Linked DNA regions of Homo sapiens: region 1 is linked to region 2. A link is a loop called in an ENCODE intact Hi-C map of the cell type or tissue named here. Cell type or tissue: mammary epithelial cell. All regions are shown on one strand. Links, peaks and the distances in the headings refer to the core of each region. The heading gives the core; the rest is flanking DNA.

The links. Peaks named below come from ENCODE experiments on the same cell type or tissue, not always from the same donor. Only the 100,000 strongest peaks of a DNase experiment are listed, where the experiment ranks them.
Region 1: a loop joins it to region 2, with 1.9 times the contacts of the local background. A loop is called at or near these places in 3 of 110 quality-filtered maps.

What each region holds. Positions count from the first base shown.
Region 1 is chr3:31,203,176-31,215,089 of GRCh38, reverse strand. No RefSeq gene overlaps it. Among named protein-coding and RNA genes, the nearest start is that of MIR466, 47 kb to the right of the region's middle. RefSeq lists an enhancer at 1,743-2,942. In mammary epithelial cell, for the core only: a CTCF peak has its summit at 4,811; DNase peaks (open chromatin) are centred at 2,109 and 2,399.
Region 2 is chr3:31,370,679-31,382,592 of GRCh38, reverse strand. No RefSeq gene overlaps it. Among named protein-coding and RNA genes, the nearest start is that of STT3B, 160 kb to the left of the region's middle. RefSeq lists an enhancer at 4,565-5,764. In mammary epithelial cell, for the core only: no CTCF peak of the experiment used is centred there; a DNase peak (open chromatin) is centred at 5,302.

The DNA of each region.
Region 1 (11,914 bases), core at 1,811-9,810, 170 kb after region 2:
TTTAAATTTGCTTTTGACTGTGGCTTCAAGGAGTAATAATCACCCATTACTTTGGATCAGAATCTTCCAATGACTCAAGAGCACATATTTTTATCATTTGCTTTCTGTACTCTCATCCTCTTTATCCCATGTTACTCTGTTCCTGTGAGAGTTGGGGGGCAAGGAAAAAATGTAAGGAAGGGGTAGAGGTGAGAGAATTTAAATGGGAAGTCTGATTCCTTTTTATTTTTTCATAAAGTGCCACACATGCAAGTCCATGAGTATCTCAACAAATCTGTCCCCCACATCCAATGCATCTTTTGTACTGACAAGGAGAGGGGGTTGGAAATGTCATCTGTAGCCAGCTTATATCCTGTCAGTGTTAAGGTTTTATTCTTGTGACTTTATAGTTCTCAAACTCTTTTTAAGGGTCACTGGAGGGTGATCTTTTGTTTAAGAGATGGGTTAGGGGAGGGAGTGGGTTTGTGTGTGCCTCTTGGTCTATAATAATTATGGCTGACATCGAACTTAGAAAATAGGTTAATTTCAAGAAATTCTTTTAATTTCTTAATTAAATAAGAAACAACAACCATTAGTTTATTTTAAAATAAACGTTAACGATTAAATACGAATTTTTAATGTAGATCCCTTTTACTGATTTAGGGCAAAGAGACCTTCTTTCACTAGGAGTTGTTTCCTCTAACTCAGTTCACCTCCTATTGTATCTCATCTCTGGCTTCTGAAATCTTACTCCTATTTTAATGGCTGGCTCAGGATTTCCTGTCTACTGTTTCTTCCATCGCTGATAGAGTTTCCCTTCATCTGCAGCGACCACACATACTCTAATTAACTGCCCAGGATTGCTATGTTAGAGGAATGGGGTGGAATCTAGCAAAGTGTAGCAAATTATTTTTATCTCCTACTCCCTGTTAAGCAGCAGTTGTTATTCTATTATCTGTGTTTTGAATCTAGCTGTTTGATCCTCAAAGTCTAAAAGTAGCTTCTGTGCAGTTTTATGGTGGTATGGCTGTTACTTGCTGCTATAAATTCCTCTGGTTGAGCCACATCCGCTTGCCACATCCTGAAAATACACTCAACTATATTTTCCCATGCACACCTATATATTGTGGCGGCCTGTAGTGACATTGCTTTTTTTTTTTTTTTTTTTTTTTTGAGATGGAGTTTCGCTCTTGTCACCCATGCTGGAGTGCAGTGGCATGATCTCGGCTCACTGCAACCTCAGCCTCTCAGGTTCAAGCTATTCTCCTGCCTCAGCCTCCTGAGTAGTTGGGATTACAGGTGTGCCACCACGCCTGTCTATTATTTTTGTATTTTTGGTAGAGATGGGGTTTTGCCATGTTGGCCAGGCTGGTCTTGAACTCCTGACCTCAGGTGATCCACCTGCCTCGGCCTCCCAAAGTGCTGGGTTTACAGGCGTGAGTCACTGCACCTGGCCAACATTACCTCTATACACATTTATTTTTCCCTTCCTCACAAACCCGCCAGTTCTGAATCAACAGCAAGTACAACATTGCCATTTCTCGCACACCATGCTGACCTTGTTGTTTCTTATTTAGCTAATGATGTGTTACAGTTGGCATTTCACTGGGAGGTTTGCAAGAGTCAGTCTCTCTTTTTCTAGTGCTACAATTAGATTCAACAAGAGAGAAGAGTGCTGTGATGGGAAAACTTTACATTCTCAGACATTATTTCCATCTGGGCATTTTGAAAAGATGAAGAGCAGGCTTGTCATTATGTCTCCATCTGATAATGTGGTTAATGTATCCTTCATAAAGCTCAGCTTAAATAGGGAAAAACAAGGGAATTGCAATGGTGCATTTCCATGACTTCTGATGGCAACACTCTAATTCTTCTGCCTTGTTGTCTTTAAGCAAAGAAGGGAGGAGATGGGAAGAGGAAAAAGAGATAATGTAAAAGGTAGGCAAAGGGAATGGCTTGGATGTGCTCATACCTGAGGCAGGAACAGGTTGAGGTTAGTACAGTGCTATCGAGTTTCTTATGTTACCTTCCTTCTGCTCTTGCTATTGACTTTGCTTTCTCCTAATTCTGGCTTGCTCGTGATTCCTCATGGCTTCTAAAGGTATTTCATGGCCTTCTTTGATGTACACTGTCATCGTCTTCTCTTACTCATTTCCTGTTTCAAATATCTGAGGAAGAGAATCTGACTGGCATAACTTTTTTTTTTTTTTTTTGACAAAGTCTTGCTCTGTCACCAGGCTGGATTGCAGTGGCAAGATCTTAGCTCACTCCAACCTCCGCCTCTTGGGTTCAAGCGATTCTCGTGCCTCAGCTTCCCAAGTAGTTGGGATTACAGGCACATGCCACCACACCCAGGTCATTTTTATATTTTCAGTAGAGACGGGGTTTCACCGTGTTGGCCAGGATGATCTCATCTCCTGACCTCATGATCCGCCCGCCTAGGCCTCCCAAAGTGCTGGGATTACAGGCATGAGCCACAGCACCCGGCCATAACTTGTCTTTTTACCTGTGGCCACTCCAGAGGTCATGGAGAGGCTATGGTTTGGCTGCTCTTGCTTTAGATTTGCACCCCTGACTGAGACCAGAATGGCCAGGCTGCATGGTATAAAACATATCCTCCTGGGGCTACATGTTCTGCAGAGGCTGTGGGTAGGCACATTCTGGGGTATGGTAGGTGGCAGCCATTATCACCTCAGGTTCTCCAACACAGCAGACACAAGCTATTCATGCTTGTAATTAATTTTGTACCCTACATGAACATAAGGCAAAAGAGCCCACAAACAAAGGGATCTAGCAAATGGCAATTGTAGGATGCTCGTTGTTGATACATTTGGTTCAAAACGAAAGGCCTCTGTGTTAAAATCCACAGCAGGAAACAACAACAACTACAAACAAAAAATCCTCAAGAGTGGTTTTACTAATGAAAACATAGATAAACAATCATTTATGCCCTCAGAGAATGAATAAAAGATCAAAGTTGGAATAACAGAACACAGAGACTTTTTTTCCCCTTTTTCTGCTTCAGCAAAAATCACCCAAGGACTGAAAAGTTCACTATTCTATTGCTTCTTGTATATGAATGCAAATGTATATAGGCCAAAATTCAGGTGGGGTTTTTTCCTGCCCCTTGAGATCTACGTAAATTTGCCTTTAACTCTCAAATTCCATGGTCCACAGAGCTTTACCTCCAAGATTTCTGCTACTTTCTAGAATGGGAATGCCAGTAGATGAGTCAGTGTGTCCTGTTGGCTTTCTATACCACTTGGGTTCAGCTACCTCGAGTGTGCCTTTGTTCTGTAATTTGTCCATTCTAGTAGGAAACTGCCATTTTGCGGAGGGTTTCGCCCTCTCCCACAGTCCTGTTTCTCACCTGTCTCTTCCAGGTTTCTCTAGATGGCTAAAGGTCTTCCATTTCTATTTCTTCTCTTTTGCAGAGCAACTCAACTCTCCCTCCAGATTTATTCTCCTTAGTTTTAACTCCTTAGCCCTCAAAAAACCTAAACAGAATTGAGGGACTTCCATTCAGTCTCTATGCTTATAAGGAGGCAGTAGGCATTATATAGTAACTCGCACATAGATAGCAAATAAGCTATATAGTACTTTATAAAAGCCCCCACCAAAATGTGAGATTAGAACCATTATCTCACTGCTGTCAATGAGAAGACTTGAGTACTGAAGTTAAGTGAAGAACTTGGGATCACTACGTAACTAGTGTGGCAGGTTAAATGCCAATGTGAAAGTTACGTTAGGTTCCAGTAGATTCAAGGAATGCCATAGGTTTCATATACTTGTATTTCAACAAGACTTTGTATCAATTTGTCAACACATCTTTGGTGGAACTAGTGGATCTATGTTTCTGGACAATTGGGTGGATCTGTTTCTGGCTGAACGGCCATCACCAGAAAGTGCTTATTAGTGAATTACTATCAAATGAGAAAAAGTTAGAATGGATTTTTGGCACTTTGTGGCATCCGAGTACTCATGACCTCTCGTGACAGTGCCCTGAATTCATCTGGGGCAGGAAGTGCAGGTGGAATCCTTCTATTACAGCTGCTAAGGCATCTCATTGGCCAGATCCTTCTTCTTACTGCCCTGGTACAGCCAGGAGTCAGTCATGAGACCTGAGCTCAGCAAAGAAGACCTTTCTCTGGGCTCTGCAAATCTTGAACAGAGTGACACAGACAAAGAGATGATGATTAGAGCTTATTTATTCCAGAGCCAGCCTCTTAGGCTAGACTGTCTGATGTACCTGATTTTGGTTCTATCTGGTTATGTTGTTCCCAGGCATGGTTCCTTGGCTTTCTTTTGATTTCTTAGAATGTGTTTTTGTTAACTGTAATCAAAGGACCTAAATGAGAACAGATTTCTCTAGTGGTACGTCAAATTCTGTCCATGACTCTCTGTCTTGTCTGCCATTACTTTTCAATATCTGAGATTAAAATGTGGATTATATCAGGGACTGGAATGATTACAACAAATTGGAATGATGGATAAAAACAGGCAAAATATGACTAATAAAGATGATTGCAGATTGGCATTTTAGATGCTAAAATCTAACTGCACGCGCTGAGTTAGGTAAGTGGTAGAAGCTTATGTTAACTGCAATAATAGCAATAACTCCCGTTTAAGGTATACAGTGCAACAAATCCCACAGATTGGGAAATTGAGGCTGGAGATGACTCAGCTAACATCTGGTGGTAGTAGAATTCAAACACAAGTTCTGGGTTTTTCCCTAAGGCTATAGGTAGTAGCCAAAGCTGCAATCATAGAAGATTTAGCCAGAGACCAGAACCAGCAAGGGCAGTTCTGGGGTCCAAAGGCTGTGGTGAACTCAGGTATGAGCCAGGGGGCGTTGTAATCCAGGGGCTGAGGCAAAGCAACCTGCAGGGGAAAATTAAAATCAAAGTGGTGTTTTATGTACTGCCAAATACGACACAGCAAATATGTAAATTCTCCCTGAATCCATCTGTAAGTTTAATGCAAATCTTATCAAAATCCCAGTATGATTTTTCCTTTTTCAATTTTTAAAATTATGGTAAGATACACATAGCATAAAATTTACCATCCTAATATTTTATATATACACTTAAATGGTATTAAATACACTCATAATGTGCAACCATCACCACCATCCATCTCCATAGCTCCTTTCATTCACCACCATCCATCTCCATAGCTCCTTTCATTTTGTAGAACTGAAACTCTATACCTATTAAAAATAACTTCCTCACTGGGGCCTGTTGGGGAATGGGGGGCTAGGGGAGGGATAACATTAGGAGAACCACTTAGTGTAAGTGACCGGTTGATGGGTGCAGCAAACCACCAGGGCACATGTATACCTATGCAACAAAACTGCATGTTCTGCCCATGTAACACAGAACTTAAAGTATAAAAACAAAAACAAAACTTCCTATTCTTGCTCTTCCCCAGTCCCTGGCAATCATCATTCTACTTTCTGTTTCTATGAGTTTGACAACTCTAAGTACCTCATGTAAATGGGAGCATATAGTATCTGTCTTTTTGTGATTGGCTTGCTTCACTTAGCATAATATCCTTACGGTTCATCCATGTTGTAGGTTCATCCTTTTTATGGTTGAATAATATTCCATTACATGTATACACCACATTTTGCTTATTCATTCATTGGTTGGTGAAAACTGGATTGCTTCCACATTTAGCTGCATGGACATGGATGTTCAAATATCTACTGGAGACTCTGCTTTAAATTCTTTTGGGTACATACCCAAAAGTGGAATTGCTGGGCCATATGGTAATACTATTTTTTTTGTTTTTGTTTTTGTTTTTGAGGAACTGCTGTAATCTTTTCCATAGGGACTGTATCATTTTATAGTCCCACCACCAGTGCATAAGGGTTCCAATTTCTCCACTCTGACAACACTTATTATTTTCTGTTTTTTTGAGAGTAGCCATCCTAATGGATGTGAGGTGAGATTTTATTATATTTGCATTTCTCTAATGATTAGTGACGTTGAGCATCTTTTAAATATTTATTGGTTATTTGTATAATAGTCTTTGGAGAAATATCCACTGATGTCTTTTTCCTATTTTAAAAATTGAGGGTTTTTTATGGTTGTGGCTGATTTGGGGAATTCTGTATATGTTTTGAATATTAATCCCTTATCGGATATATGATTTGTAAGTATTTTTTCTCATTCTGTGAGTTGCCTTTTTTTTTTTTTACCTTGTTGATAGTGTCTTTCAATGCACAATAAAAAGATATGTTTAATAGACTCCAGTTTGTTTATTTTTTCTTTTGTTGCCTGTCTCTTGGATGTCATATCCAAGAAGTCATTGCTAAATCAAATGTCATAAAACTTTGCTCTATGCTTTCTTCTAAAGGTTTTATAGATTTAGGTCCTACCTAAGGTATTTGATTCATTTTGAATTAATTTTTGTATATACTGTTAGGAAAGGTTGGAACTTCATTCTTTTGCTTGTGGATATCTAGCTCAGCATAGTTTTTAATAAACATAGGCAAGTTTATTTTAAAATTTACATGGAAATGCACAGCACCTAGAAAGCTGAAATATTTTTTAAAAGAATAACTAATGGGAGAAAATTACCTCATATTAATGCTTACTATGTAGCTATAGTAATCAAGACAAATGTAGTGTTTGTGGAGGGACAGACAGGTAGATCAAGGGAACAGAATAGAGAACACAGATATAGACCCTTATAGATGACTGATTTTTTGACTATATTAGTCTATTCTCACACTGCTAATACAGACATACCCAAGACTGGGTAATTTATAAAGAAAAAGAGGTTTAATGAACTCACAGTTCCACATGGCTGGGGAGGCCTCACAGTCATGGCAGAAGGCAAAGGAGGAGCAAAGGCGTGTCTTACATGGTGGCAGGCAAGGGAGCATATGCAAGGGAACTGCCCTTTATAAAACCATCAGATCTTGTGAGACTTATTCACTATCACGAGAACAGTGTGGGAAAAACCTGCCCCATGATTCAACTGCCTCCCACCGGGTCCCTCCAGTGACATGTGGGTATTACGGGAACTACAATTCAAGATGAGATTTGGGTGGGGACACAGCCAAACCATAGCATCAACAAAGGTGCAATAACAATTCAGTGGGGGAAAAATGGTGTTTTCAACAAGAGGTGTTGGAGCAATTGGACATTCATGGGCTAACAATAGGAAAAAAAGAACCTCAATCTAAACCTCATACCTTATACAAAAATTAACTCAAAGTGGACCATAGGTTTACATGTAACATGTAAAACTATAAAACTTCTAGAAAAAAAAAAGAAGAAACTCTTGAAAACCTAAGGCTAGCAAAGCATTCTTAGACCAGTTAGCAAAAACATGATTCATTAAAGAAAAAAGTGATAAAAAGAGCTTCACCAAAACTAAAAACTTTTGCTCTGCAAAGACTCTGTTAGGGAGATGAAAAAACAAGCTATAGACTGGGAGAAAATATTTGCAACCCACATAGTTGACAAAAGACATACCTAGAACATATAAAGAGCTCTTAAAACTCAACAATAAAAATTGAACAAAGAATCCAATTTGATAATGGGAAAAATGCATGAACATATATTTCACTAACAAGAATATACAGATGGGAAATAAGCATGTGAAAAAGACGTTCAGCATTGTTACACATCCAGGAAATGCAATGCAAATTAAATTCACAATAAGATATAGCTACACATTTATTAGGGAAAGGCGTAGAGAAACTCATGTATTGCTGTGATAATGTAAAATGGTATAGTCACTCTAGAAAATTATTTGGCATCTTCTTATAAAACTAATATAGACCTAACATACAACCCAGAAATTACACTTTTGGACATTTATCCCAGACAAATGCAAAGTTATAATCATACACAAATCTACATTAATGTTCATAGCAGCTTTATTTGATACAGCTCAAGGCTGGAAACAATCCAAACATGTGTCAGTGGGTAATTGGTTGAACAAATTATAGCACATCTATACCATGGAATATTGCTAAGCAATAAAAAGGACCAAAGTGCTGATACATGCAACAACTTGCATAGATCGCAAATGAATTATGTGGAGTTGAAAAAGCTAATCTCAAAGGTTATACTATGTGATTTCCTTTATATAACCTTCTTATAATGACAACAATTATACAGCTGGAGAACCAGATTCATGGTTGCCATAGAACTGCTTTGTATCTTGACTGTGGTGGGCACACAAATCTACAGATGTGATAGCATTGCATAGAACTAAATACACACACATACACACACAATGAGTACATATACAACTGGTGAAATCTAAGTAAGTCTGGTGAATTAAATCAATGTAAATGTCCTGGTTGTAATATTGTACTATAGTTATATAAGAAGTTATCACTGGGGAAAACTGGGTTAAGGGTGCACAGGATATCTCTTTATTATTTCTTACAAATACCTATGTATCTACAATTATTCAAAATAAACAATTTTTAAAAAATCAAATGAGTAATCTTTGTGATTCACCAGAAGCTGGTGTAAAGCCGAATGTCACCTATTCCCCAGGGTAGACCAAAGCCAGTTCTACCTGCCTCTACGGCCCACACTCTCCCCAGGTGAAGCTGCCATGAGCTGTCCTTCACTTCCTCCATCCTAAGGCCTGGAAATCATAGTATCTGGCACATGATGGTCACTAAAAGCTTCGCAAATGAAGGAGATCTTTTTCTGATGTCCACTTTCTACAGAAGTCTCTCCATTAGCTGGGTTTACTTTGTTACAATTGTTTTTCACTGCTACTATTTTTCACTATTATTCTAACAGTTTTACATGAGTAAGTGACAAAGCCAGATCACAAAGGGGGAGTGATATGGTTTGGCTGTGTCCCCACCCAAATCTCATCTTGAATTATAGTTCCCATAATCCCCATGTGTCATGGGAGGGACCCGGTGGGAGGTAATTAAATCATGGGGGTGGTTACCCTCATCTGGTTCTCATGATAGTGAGTGAGATCTGATGGTTTTATAAGGCACTTTTCTCTCTTTGCTCAGCACTTCTCCTTCCTGCCGCCATGTGAAGAAAGATGTGCTTGCTTCCCCTTCTGCTATGATCATAAGTTTCTTGAGGCCTCCCCAGCCCTGCAGAACAGTGAGTCAATTAAACCTCTTTCCTTTATAAATTACCCAGTCTCGGGCAGTTCTTTATAGCATTGTAAGAAAGGACTAATACAGGGAGAAAAGGCAACGCAACTCCCCAATGAATGAACAGCTGAATTCTTAACTTTTAGCTAATTGTCTAAGACCCCAAACTCAAAGTTGACAGATATATGCAGGCAAGAACAATGGTGAAGAATTCAATTACCATATAAAATGGATCAATCTTGTCCCAGAACAGAACACTGAACATCTCTTTAGTGAAAAAGAAAATTATCTTGTTTTAGTTTATTTACTTTCCAAAACAAAATGAAGACTTCTGAGGTCAGGACAATATAAATGTAATTCTCTGAGTCACTATGATAAAACAAATCTTGGCAATTATTTTGCTGAAAAGTTCAAGAATTTCTTTTTTCATTTATCACTCAGAATAGAAGTTAATCATAAAAATAGCTATTTGAGAATAGCACAACTCTAAAACAAGAATTCTTCAGAGTCCTTCCAAGATCTGAGTAGTTCCTAAGTAGTGGGCCAGATTTTATTTTTATTTTTTAAACTAGGCATCCAAAGTAACAATCAGTTTCTTTTGTCGTATCCTTTCTTCTTTACATCCTGTATGAGCACTGAGTTTGACTGAGTTTGGATGTGTTCCTATTCAACATTTAATGGGATTCACTCATAGGCTAATCTAATTCCTTATGTGGCTACATAGCTATCTAACCGAGACCAAAGAAGAAGAAATGATGAAGAAAAAAGGAAGCCAAAGATGGACTCACCCTGTATATTGCATCTGAGGTTAGCGTTGGGTGCCACTTCCATAATAACGTGGATGTTGCCTCTAACCAGCATCTTCAGGAAGTTCTAGAGATAGGAAAGATCTCCAGAAAGATTATGCCAAGCCATGAGTTACTTCCTAAATGATCCACCCTATCTTATGGGGTTGGATTAAGTTTTTCTTTTTGAGACAGAGTTTCGCTCTTGTTGCCCAGGCTAGATTGCAATAGCATGATCCTGGCTCACTGCAACCTGCGCCTCCTGGGTCCGAGTGATTCTCCTGCCTCAGCCTCCTGAGTAGCTGGGATGACAGGCACCCACCACCATGCCTGGCTAATTGTTTTGTATTTTAGTAGAGAGGGGGTTTCACCATGTTGGCTAGGTTGGTCTTGAACTCCTGTCCTCAAGTGATCTGTCCGCCTCAGCCTCCCAAAGTGCTGGGATTACAAGCATGAGCCACCCTGCCTGGCTGGGTTAAATATTAAATAAAGTACAGTCCTTGGTATAGAGAAGCACTTGTTAATCGTTAACTCTTGTTACTGTTTTATCATTATTACTATTTCAATGACTAAAATTTAAGAGTGAGAAAACCATCATTAGATAACCTCATTCACCCCCGTTATTCTTGTTCTAGGATGTCAGAACTAAAATGAGACCTCACAATGGTGGAGTTTTACCCCTTGAGCTTCTCTCTTGATATGTGGAGGAATGAGCATAACTTTCATAATCTCTAAATCAGGGGCCAATAAAACATTATGACTCCTCCTTGCAGAGTCCTATATATTCAGCAGTTCTTGGTTACAGTATTATAACCCCTTGTGTCCTTAGTATATTCTGCCATAGTAAAGTGGTGTATGGGATATACTGACTCTTTGGCATCTTTGAAAATTATTTCCTTGTAAAGCTAATATGATAGCGGTTTGACTTATAGCAACATGCCTTGTTTGCTTAATGTTGAACTCTATGTCAACAGTTCTGACTCTCCAATCTGCAGTTGATTGTGCTGACTTTGGCCCAGTAGCCATAGAAATTGCTCTAAACAATTTATACCCAGTCAGAGCAGACGCTATGATTTCATCATTTTGGACCACTATCAGTTCTACACAGAACCCAGTGCAGCCGCTACCCCTTGCCAGATTTGTCTCTATCTCACAGTGTCAAATTGGAGTGGCAGACACAGCTTTATTGATATTGCCTTCTGGAAATTTCCCACTTACCAATATGTTTGATTCTTGGAAACATGATTTAGTTTATCCCAACAAAAATCCCATAACATCAAATGTGAGCAGAGGGCTTAAGATTAGGCTTTAAATTGCTCATTTCTGGTTTACTTGGCTATTGCTAAATGAATACTTCTGAATAACTAACTATGAAAATCCATTTTTTTTTTGACAAACTCAGTTGGGTAGTCACACCTACCACATTCCCTGGTCTGTCTTTTCCAACACCAATATCTGAATGACTACCCCGATTTACTCCCCAAACTACATCTCAAGCTCAGATTTCAAACTGAACCCAAATCAGAATATGAACTATCATTGAAAGAAGAAGAAATGAAACGTCTGATAAACGTGAAGATGCCAATTTCTCATGGTCTGAAAAATGTACATCAAAATGAGATGTGATGTAAAAACATTTGTTGGATTGATTAAAATTTGTAGAAGGGCCAAGATTAAACCCCCATGCTATTAACCCCTTCCCTAAACAATTTTCTGAGCTTTGCTTTTTATGTAGAGGTTTATTTATTTATTTATTTAATTTAGTGTTGGAAGGGTCTTGCTCTGTCACCCAGGCTGGAGTGCAGCGGCATGATCATAGCTTGCTGTAACCTTGAATTCCTAGGTTCAAGTGATCCTTCCACCTCAGCCTCCTGATGTAGCTGGGACTACAGGTGTGCACCACCACTCCCAGCTAATATTTCTCATTTATTTTATTTTTTTTTGTAGAGCTAGGGGTCTCGCTGTGTTGTCTGGGCCGTTATTAAACTCCTGGGCTCAAGTTATCCTCCCACTTCAGCCTCCCAAAATGCAGGGATTACAGGCGTGAGCCACC
Region 2 (11,914 bases), core at 1,789-9,788:
TTGGTTAAAAATAGTAAATGAGTAAAGCGGTGTCACAGAATGCCTTTCTGCATCAGAGCTGCAGTGGGGACAAAAGAGTAAGTACCCATGCATCTGAAGAGAGGGGCCAGGTTATTCATGTGGTCCTTGCTAAATGGAGCTTTCAACCAGCCAGTTCCACCTCCCATCCCAAAGCCCATCACTCTGTTCTGTATGCCTGTATTCTATGTATATGGGGTGAGGGATAGATAGATGGGGAGAGGGATAGGAGGGATGGGGTATATAAATCTCTTTGGGGAGAGATGAAGGAGTGCGGTGTTCCCCTCTCCTCACTTAAGCCAGGTGAAAAAGTTCTCAATAGAACTTCTGGGAGGTGTGCCCTGTGTTGGAGGACACAGAGGCTAGTTTCTGGTACACATCTAGAAATATTAAATGTGAGGGGCTGGTTATACCTTCCCCAGGTCAGAGAGTTGGGAGTGCAGCAGCAGCAGGAATAAGAAGTACTTTTAGCTGTAATGGGACAAGTGTGGTCCTTGGAAGATAGTTGGGGCTATGTTGAATTTAAAGCACTCTGCCCCAAAGTTCTGCCTGTGCCAGTGAGGTAAATCACAAGCCAAGAGCCTATCTTTCACTGGAACAATGTAGAGGGAGGCCCCTAAGTGGGGAGTTCCCCAAAAAATGGACTAAAGAGAAAGGGCTAGCATTTAGGTATCTGACCCTTACAGGGAGCTCTGACCCCAGATTAATATCAGTGAAATGACTTTTTAATCTATCTCTCTTCTCTTCTGCTGGCCCCCATTCTCAGCAGAGAAGTGAGAAAGGAAGTAAAACAAAAATAGGAAAAGCTGTCTTTCTGCTCCCTTCTTCTACTGCCTCCCAATCAGGTTTCTAAGCTCAGATCAAACCAAGCATTTTAAATGAAATTAGGTTGAAATTTTGACTTAGATTTCATTAAACATTTGAATACCCCAGAATGAGAGTGTTATTTATGTTTAATACTTTAAATTGACTGAAAAAGCTACAAGATCTGCTTCAAATATCATCCAGCTGAGAGACAGAAATGTTAAGAAAAAAAAAGATATCTCAATATTTTACCCCCACTTGGTTTGGATTGGTAAATATATTCATTATGGTAGCAATAAATACCTTTGTATACAGACCTTTATTATTCATTGGGGTAATTTTCTTATGATAAATGCCCAGATGTGAAAAAAATTGATCAAAATTTATGAACATCGTGATGGCTTCAGATAAGAAGTGCTAAACTGACAACCCACGTTTACCAATATAAACTGCCACTGGCAACACAAAGAAATTAATTTCATACCAAATCTCACTGTACCATTGTCACCCTTATAATAAGATATCCCAAGTCAAGGTCACAACAATACAGTATAGAAAGTAGAACAGGGGTCAGAACTGCTAGTCTTCTCTTTGTACCGCTGGCTATATGATTATATATTTAGAAAAAACCTACAAAAATTCATATGGATTTTGTCTTGCAAAAACCAAAATGCGATTATACAGTACATATTTGTATTCACTTTGTTGTGAGTGTCTTCCCATGTCGGTACACAAAGAACTGCTTTCTTTTGCTAATAGATGTCCCTTTTCTTAAAAAATAAAAACATTAAGTTAAAAATTTAGGCTGGACGTGGGGGCTCATGCCTGTAATCCCAACACATGGGGAGGCCCAGGTGGGCAAATTGCTCAGAAGTTCATGACCAGCCTCGGCAGCATGGCAAAACCTGTCTCTACCAAAATATATAAAATATTAGCCAGTGTGGTGGCATGTGCTTGTAGTCCCAGCTACTTGGGAGGCTGAGGTGGGAGGATCACTTGAGCCTGGGAGGTGGAGGCTGCAGGGAGCTGAGATCATGCCACTGAACTCCAGCCTAGGTGACAGAGCGAGACCCTGACACACACACACACACACACACACACACACTCTCTCTCAGGGAAAAAGTCACATTAAATGTGTCATATTAATTAATTGCTTGGCGTTACAAGCACTGTAGTCTTTCTTCCTTCCCCTCTTTCCCTTCTCTCTTTATGGTTGTATCCTGTATTGTACACTACTTTCAGAATATGCGTTGTGTTGTTTAGCACCCACTCATTTAATATATAGGTGCTGCACATACAGGCATGAAGGAAACAAACATGGCACCTGCTCTTTGGAGTTTCCACCCTCATGGATCTCTCTTTGACTTTCTGCTTTGCCTTCTAAGCTTAATACTTAAATTCCAAATGCTTATCATATCCTGTGTCATTTGCTAAAAGTTGGCAATAATTAAGAGTGATCTTTCTAGTAGCAACACAAAGTGGGAAATTTGACCAGATACATAAGTTACAGTTGCTAAGGAAATGAACAGTTATTCACAGTTCTGGGGATGGAGAGAATTTTCCCTGTGGGTTTTCATTAAGAAGATACCTTGGCCAGGCACAATGGCTCATGCCTGTAATCCCAGCACTTTGGGAGGCCGAGGCAGGCGGATCACCTGAAGTCAGGAGTTTGAGACCAACCTGGCCAACATGGTGAAACCCTATCTCTAATAAAAATAAAAAATAAAAAATTAGCCAGGCATAGTTGCATGTGCCTGTAATCCCAGCTACTCGGGAGGCTGAGATATGAGAATTGCTTGAACCCAGGGGGCGAAGGTTGCAGTGAGCCTAGGTTGTGCCACTGCACTCTGGCCTGGGCAACAGAGTGAGACCCCATCTCAAAAAATAAGAAAAAAAAAAAAAGATAACTTATGATGTAGAGCAGTATGTTCTCAACATTATCTCAACAGTCAGCACAAACTGAATTTCACAACACTGTTTTCTGGGATGTGCTTCAATACAGCCCAGTGACGTAATGCCAAATATAATTCAGAAAAATGAATTCTCCCAGGATTACAAAGCTTAATGACTAGGTATACAACTTTCTGACTTAACCCAATGATATAATTTAGAGGGTCTGGAGTCCAGACCCCAGACACTAGAGAATATGTGGAATACATATGTTTTATGAAATAATTCATCGATAATACCTCATGCAACGTAAGTTTCTATGAATATAAGTTAGCAAGGAGTTTGAGAATATACTTCACCAGTCCAGATATTTCATGCCACTAGTTATAGCATATTTGGACGCTTTAATGGGTTCTATAACATATCAAACCTGATGCTAGAAACTTGATGTAGACAGCTGACTCCAAAATATCCCTACCCTACAATGCTCACCATCTCAAAAGAAACCAAGACTTGTACACAAATAGCTGTAAGAAAAAGTATTAAATGTCAAAGTTCATAAAAGGAGTTTAGATAAAGTGCAATTCATTCATTCAACAAACATTTGTTGAGTACCTAGGATTTGCCAAGTACTGTGCTAAATTTTGATGATACATCATGCCTAATAAAAAGTGTGTTACCAACAAAATTTTAAAAAAATAAAAAGGCGCCATTTCACATGCCTGTAATCCCAGCTAACTGGGAGGCTGAGGCAGGAGAATCGCTTGAACCTGGGAGGCAGAGGTTGCCATAAGCCGAGATGGAGCCATTGCACTCCAGCCTGGGAAACAAGAGTGAGACTCTGTCAAAAAAAAAAAAAAAAAAAAAAAAAAAAAAAAAAAAAGAAAGAAATGAAAAAGATTACATTTATAAGGGCAACAAAAAGTATTAAATATCTTTACAAGCATTTCAGAGATAAATTTAAAAAGACCTAAATAAGTGGAAGGATATACTACATTCATGGATTGGAAGACTCAATATTGTTAAGGTGTCAATTCTTACCAAATTAATCTGTAGGTTTAATGCAATTACAATCAAAATTACCTTAGAAATGTTTTTGTGGCAATTGATAAGCTGATTATAAAATGTGTATGGAAATGCAAGAGACCTAGAAGAGCTGCAGTAGGGAGAAATGATCCCTCCAAAATGGTCACATCTTAATTTATGGAACCTGTGAATAGTTATGATCCATAGCAAAAGGACTTTGCAGGTGTAATTAAGGTTATGGAGTTTAAAATATGAAGATTATCCTGAATTACCTGAATAGTCCCAATCTAATCATGTGAGCCCTAAAAAGCAGAGCACTTTCTTAGACTGAATACAGAAGAGATGCAGCAAGGAAGCCAGAGAAGTTTGAAGTATGTGAAGGACTCATCTTCAAACCATTGCTGGTGGTTTGAAGATAGAGAGGGCAGCATGACAAGGACTGCAGGTGGGCTTATAGCTGTTAGAGGCTCCCAGATAACAGCCAGTAAGTAAGTGGAGAACTCAGTCTTACAGCTGCAAAGAACTGAATTCATTCAAAAACCTGAATGAACTTGAAAGGAGATTATCCCTAAGGGACTACAAATAAATACCCAGACTGTCTGATATTATAGTTTTGGCCTCGTGAGACCCAAAGCAGAGGAACTAGTTGAGCCCATCTAGACCTCTGATTAACAGAACTGTGAGACAATAAATTTGTGTTGTTTTAAGCTGTTAAGTTTGTGGTACATGGTTACAGGATCAGTAGAAAACTAATACCATATCGAAGGCAATCTTAAGAACAAAACTGCAGGACTTAACGTTCTTTGTTTCTAAGAATTGTTCTCTCCACCACATAGCTCTAAATGAAAGAATGGCTTTTGAGGCCATGTTCGTCTTATATGACTCTTCCTCTCTGGCTACAACTGGTTGGATGGACTGGGATGAACTTGATTGTCTGGGGAATTTGAACTAAGCCCCGCAGAGACAGGGTCTGTTACTCCAATGTATCTCACCCCCTAAATAAGTGGAGTAAGTATTCATGTGCTTGTGTAGTCTTCTTCCTTTGAATCTGGGTTTTAACTAAAAGAATGAAGCAGAAGTGTCACTGTGTCAGTTTTACTAATGTGACCATGTGTTTATGTTTACAGTTAGGAAGGACATTAAAATGTAAAATGGGGCTCATGGCATGATAGGGTTGATATGATGATTAAATATGCTTGTATTCATGAAATGCCATGTCTGATTCTTGCTATGTGCCTGTTACTTAACAGGGGCCTAAGTAAATGTGAGTTTCATTTGCCGGGTAAATAACTGGAGACTGATGGCTTTCTGAATTTTTCTTCAAGTAGTGATGGTTATTGACTCAATTTCCTTAGACTAAGTATAGCTATGTGCACAGTAGCTTATCAGGAATTGGATACAGTCTGTGACCCCAGAGAAGTGGTGGGGGAGAAAACTCATAAGAAGATCAGACCAGAGCCCAGGCTATATAAGTACAGTGAACCAACTGAGCTAACCATGAGTCACGGCTCAAAAAAATTAATACCTCATGAGTCAATCCATGGCAAACTTCAAAGGCTGCTCACAGAAACCTGTTTACCTTCCCTGCCACCACTTGAGAGAACAAGGTCTTGCGTTTCTTAACTGCCAGCCCTAGAACCAAAGCTTAGTTCTTTGATCCTGTTGTGTACTCTACTACCTGGTGGAGTTATGTCACATGTGATACTAATGCCTAATATGTAACTGAGCACTTCCCATGAGGCAGATACCGTTCTAAATACTTGATGTGTATTAATTCATTTCAACCTGCCAATATGCCTCATGAGACGGGTATTAATAATATTCTCATTTATAGATGATGAAACTGAATTAGAAGAGTTTAAATGACTTTACTTCAAACAACAAATTAGTAGCAGAACTTGAATTTGTCTCAGGCAGTCTAATCCAGGATTTGTGTTTTTAACCACAATATTATACTGATTAGCTACAGGATGAGAAATGTCAGAGTTAAAATTATTTTGAAAATATAATTATTTTGGTTTCACAAATTGCAGGTACACAGAAAAATTGCAGTACACAGAGTTCAGCTTTGTTGACTTCAAAGACGAGGTGTATTTCTCTTCTTACTACTTTCAGGACACTGAAAAGAATCATGTCTACGAGCTTCTCCCCTGCTTCACTTTGTGATGAGTCTCTGCTTTCTAGGACAGGAACATTTCCTTTCAGGTTCCTGCACTTGAATATCTCCTTCCCCTAATTTATCGTCCTGAATGGATGGTCATGGTGACATCTACAACCTGCTTTCTGTAATTCCTATTCTGATTAGCTAAAATATAGGTATTGTTTTCTATCTTGTTTATTTTTACACAAGTTTACCTATATAACAAACCTGCACATGTACCCCTGAACTTAAAATAAAAGTTAAAAAAATTTCCTTCATTCACATTCTTTCCTCTACAACCTTACTTCCCTATTTTTCTGTTTTCTGTTAGTCATTTTCTGACATTTTGAAAATTAATATTTATACTACCCACATCTATGTTTGATTTTTATAAAATGGCCCTTGTCATGTGCAATTGAAGAAGTGGACTATTTGTTACACACCATTTACCAAGGCTTTATTTTTCTTACAATTGCTTGCTCTTGATGGGCCATTTATTCATAATAGAATGTGGACCTCTTTTAATACTTTAATATCTAAAGACTTACACTGAATTTTCTCCACATTTACACTTCCTGGAGTCCTCTGAAATTTTCCATATCTTTTGGTACTTCACACAGGTGAAATCTGGGGACCAAAAGAGATACCTTTTCCCATACATCAGGCAAATATCTCTTTTCCTATCATGTTTGCTCACAGAATGAAACCTACTCTCAAAATCCCTTAGCTCTGTTCTGAGATCCCTGATAAACTTCGATGGTGTTGGAAATCCATCAATGTCAGCCTCCAAGTTTTCTACTAATGCTTCTAGACCATGTGGCCTCTTAGAAACATCCAACTGATATACAGCAACAACATGCAGGAAGACAAAGGCATCTCCAGTGGGACTGAGAGCAATCTTAACGCAGTGAACAGCTTGAGATTCCAGATTGCGGTGTTGGCATTGGTATCCCTATTCTTCCCTTCAGAAGAAAATATTCTTAAAATGGGCAATTTGTAGGTAAGTATCTTGTTTGGGGTCTCTAGAAGCAGAACCTGAGGCAGAGATTTGGGTACATGTGATTTTCTACAGCATGGATATTTCCTTTCAGGTTCCTGCATTTGAATATCTCCTTCCCCTAATTTATCTTCCTGAGTGAACAGCCATGGTGATGTCTATAAACTGCTTTCTCAAATTTCTCTTCTTTTCTCCTTCCCTCTTTGAGGGAATACTCTTCAGGAACTACCTGTTTGGGAGTGAGGAAAGCAGGACTGGAAGGCAAAGAATCAAGCAAGGCTACAGTAGTCCAGGTTGGCTTTTATCCATGCGGGCTCTGGAGCATGCATGGTGCCATGGAGAAGCGGTTGGACTCTTAATTTTTTTTTTTTGAGACAGTCTTGCTTGTTGCCCAGGTTGGAGTGCAGTGGTGTAATCATAGCTCACTGCAGCCTTGATCTGCTCACCTCAAGCTAGCCTCCCAGCTTAGCCTCTTGAGTAGTTGGTACTACAGATGCCTACCACCATGCCTGGCTAATTTTTTTTTGATTTTTAGTAGAAACAAGATCTTGCTATGTTGCTTAAGCTGGTCTTGAACTTCTAAACTCAAATAATCCTCCCACCTCAGCCTCCCAAAGTGCTAGGATTCCAAGCATGAGCCATTGTGCCCTGCTGGGCTTTTTAATTTATTTATTCTTATATCACTTATTAGTTATTTGCCACTATCTGCCTCCTCCCTTGGTCACGTAAACTTCTAGGCATCTCATGGCCAGCTATTCTCTTTAGTCAAGTACAATTCTCTGGCAAAGTTTACTCAGGTAAGCCGCTAATGGCACCATTTGCAGCACCTGGGAGAGGGGCACACCAGCTGTTAAAGAGTGTCCAGTGGATCTCATACAGGGTCTATCGCAATAGGTAAGAGTACAATGATTATTTATAGCTCAAACAAGACTCATTTTTTTTTTTCCAGTATGCAGGAAATTTTCTGTGCCATGTTGTTGATTGGAGCTTCATTCTACAAGTGTTCCTGTTGGAGTTAGGAATGTGTTTGGCTGCAATAATAGGCAACCTAATTAATACTGGCTTAAACAAATAATGATTTATTTTCCCCATGCAGTTCCAGATTGAACAAATGCTATGAGGGACACAGGCTCCTCGAGATTTCTCTGGCATCCTTAGAATGTTGGTGTCATCCCATTCATGCTCACCTAATGCTGCATTACCCCAGGCCTCCTCCATGTTGCAGGCAGAAAGAAGTAAGAAAGGGAAGTGTTGGCACCAACAGGCTTCCACTTCTGCTTCATGCAACATAACTATGGTATATGGCTACTCCTGGCTGCAGGAGAGGCTGAGAAAACCAGCTTTTGGTTTTTATAGCTTCAACAGAATGGAGATAGGCATGGGATAGTGAGATTGGAAATGAAAATCTGTCTAGTTCTTCTGCAGTATCTGCTACAGAACCTTTATTTTTTAGCATTATTTTCTGAGGAGTTACTTATTGACTACTAAGGGTGTGATAGTTTCCTTTAGGCAGAACAAGACAAGCTAGGAGGCATTGGGGAGCTTGCCCTCTAGGGAGGAAAGTATACCAATAAGTCAGAATCCATTCAATGTGACAAAGACTCTGAGAAAGGCATGACTTTCCCATATAAGTGAGAACACAGAGGGTGGACTTGGCCAGTTGGGCTGAGAGAAAGCAGTTGATGGAGACATATTGGCACAATATGTCTGTGTGTCTAATGTGATTGTGGATGAAGAATAGCCGGTAATTGAAGATAATTCTTACTTTGTAGCTTCAAAGAATGGATGAATGGTTAGCTAGTGAATATAATTGGATTCTGAAGTGCCCCTGTGGGGCATATAAGAGGAGCTATCTAGTATGCAGTCAGAAGAATAATGGTTAAAACTAACTCAGCCCTCACTACGTGCCAAGCTCTTCATATGGGTGAACTCTCTTAACTCTCACATCACAGCTTGTGCTTATTACTATCATCCCCATTTTACGGAAGAGCAAACTGAAGCTCATAAAGGTTAACTAAGTCATCTAAGGTCACACAACTAGAAAGTGGTGGCACCCAGATTTGAGTGCAAATATTCTGACACCAATCTCTGCTCTTAACCACTTATTAATTCAACAAATATTTAATGAGCATCTATGATGGGCCAGGCACTGTTCTAGATGCAGGGGATACAGTGGTACAGAAAGACATACTTTCTATCCTTATGGAGCTTTCATTTTATTGTAAATAAAACCCCACAATGTTATATAATAAGTAAATTTTATTGTAAAAGAACTGATTTTAAAAAGAACTGATTTTAAAAAATGTATAACTATTTTATAAAAAACATGTAGTAATAACATATATATAATAACAGTTTGATGTTAGTAGTGATACCACTATCACTGTACCACACCGTCTCATGACAGAAATGGAACCCAAAGTAGCGGAATCGGGGTGGCAAAGAGCTTGGCCTGGAGTCCGTGCAGGGATAGGTGGATGACACTGCTGCAAATGGGACTACAGAGAGGAGACTTGCTAGAGCCAAGTTTCCAGAAGCGAAACCTGGCCCAACAGTGCTGGTTTTGACCAGTGCTTCATCAAGAGCAGATCAGAGGTAAGTGTACGTGATACTGCCAAGGCATGGTGGCTCTAGGGCAGTGACCTGGCCCAGACCCAATTCCAAGGTTCTATAGTACTGACAGAACTGGCACTAAGCTCTTTTTTTCCCTGAAAGTCTGACATGTAGTTGAAGATATGCAGTGAGGTTCTGAGTTGGCTTGAGCTATCTTTTTCTGTTTCCTCTCTACTCTCAGGGGTATGGTCAGAGACAGGAATTTATATGGTGCTGTCTTTTGAGAGGCTTTTTGTTAATTACATGAGGTTAGATCTCAATACAGATTTTAGAGACCTAAGCCTTACAGTCCCACAGAGAAGGGTCATGGGTTTTACCAAACATCATAAACTTGAATTGGGAGCTTTTGTTAAATAGGGGTGGGACATTTTCTTGGGATGAAGAAAATAAATAATTACTGCCCATCAGAATAAAAGAAGACAATATAAAGGTCTGTCTTCATAACACTTTGTGTTTAATAATCAGGTTTGCTCAGGGAATTAGGAGGAACTGAATTTATTTAAATTATGTGTTGATCTTACTATTAAAATAGGAGCAAGTGGAAGAATGAAATAAAAATAAAGGAAGACATCTGATTAACGGGGAGAAGGGAGACGTTTCTTTAGGAAAATGATTAAAGTCTTAGCATATAGTCTAGACAAATATGAAAGAGAAGAAGTTCTTGGAGGCCAAATTCGACATATCTGAAACTGGACAGGAGAAGCACATCTATCTAGCTGCTCCTGTCTGATGAAGGGATTGCTATACAACTGCTCTAAGATCAGAAAAGATAATTGATCTCAGGGAGGAGATGAGTGTGATTCTCTAGAGGGTTCCTGAAATTAGGAAACTATTGAGGAATATCTCTATAAAACTGCAGATAGATATTCCCTAATAAGAACACATGGGTAAGCACCCCTTGAGGACTGAGACAGCTACGCACAATATTTGGACAAATGTGAATGAGGAAGCCTGAGAAGCCAGGATAAAATACTGAAGGCACTGAGTCGCAAATTGGAAAATTGTACAGTTATCATAGATGGGGAAGCAGGAATTGCCTGTGCCTGACGAAACCTGCCAGGAAAATTTATGGAATTATGATCCCCCCCAGGGGAACTCACAGGGCAAATAAGATGTACTACTAGAGAGCCAGGCAAGATAAAAATAAATTGAGGTCAGTCCTGAGTTGGATATTGATCTGATGAGATGATGCCTCCTGAGTGGTATTATACAACTCAAGCAGGTGAAGATAAACAAGCTTTGTTTGAAAATGGCATGCTTTGAAAACTGTTCATTCCTTGACTTGGCATCAGACACTCTGGAGAAACCCAAAAGAAAAAAAATCTAGAGGAATAAGTTAGAAAGACAAATGTCTGGGCCAGAAAAGCAATGTGAAAGCAAACAGAAGGAAAGCACCATTCCAGCAAGCAGTGTTCATACTATTCTCAATAGGGAATGATAAGGTCAATTAAGAAACAGGCCAGACTGCTGAAATCTCAGCTAAGATTCAGATGGGAAAAGAAGGACACAGAATAGTGGAGGCCTATCACCCCTGCTACGGTTGGAATGTTTATCCCCTCCGTAACTCATATTGAATCTTAATCCCCAATGTAGCAGTAAAGGCAGGGCCTTTAAGAAGTAATTGGGTCATGAGGGTTCTGCCTTCATGAATGGATTAATCCATTCATGGACTAATGAATTAATTGGTTAATAGATGAATGGGCTGTCATGGGAGTGGAACTGGTGGCTTTATAAGAAGAGGAAGGGAGACCTCAGTTAGCACACTCAGCCACCTTGTCATGGGATACCCTACACTGCCTTGGGACACTGCAGTAAGTCCCCACCAGCAAGAAGGCCCTCACCAGATTCAGCCCCTTGATGTTGAACTTTCCAGCTTCCAGAATCATAAGAATTTTTTCTTTATAAATTACTTAGTTTCAGGCATTATGTTGCAAGCAACAGAAAATGGACTAAGACAATGCAGAAAATACATGGAACTGAAGGAAATGTTAAAGGTCTGGAACTTTCAAAAGCAGAAGAAAAACAGGTTTTCCACGAGCATAAAACTGAGATATGGAAGCGATTTGTTTGTTTAGTGACTTTCCTGAACTAATTTGGTAAAGTCTACATTCTTTATTGTGTGTGGCTGCTGAAGTCTTTGCTCAATGAGCTTAGAGATTAGCTAATGATTGCATAGAGACTTCCTTCAATGCTTTGAACCAATAAATTTCCCAGCCTTTGCAGAGGAACTCTGTGTGCATATCAGGACATGCTTTCAATGCTCAAGCAGTAGCCTTTACTTCAGACTTCAGCAGAACTTCAAGATAAGCCAGAGATGAGAGTTTGGAGTGTTCTCAAGGTTTTTTTCTGGCTGTGTGTGCAGTCCTGGGCATGTGGACAGCCCTGAACTTATGAATGGGCTTCTAAATTTCCAGGATGTTGTCAGC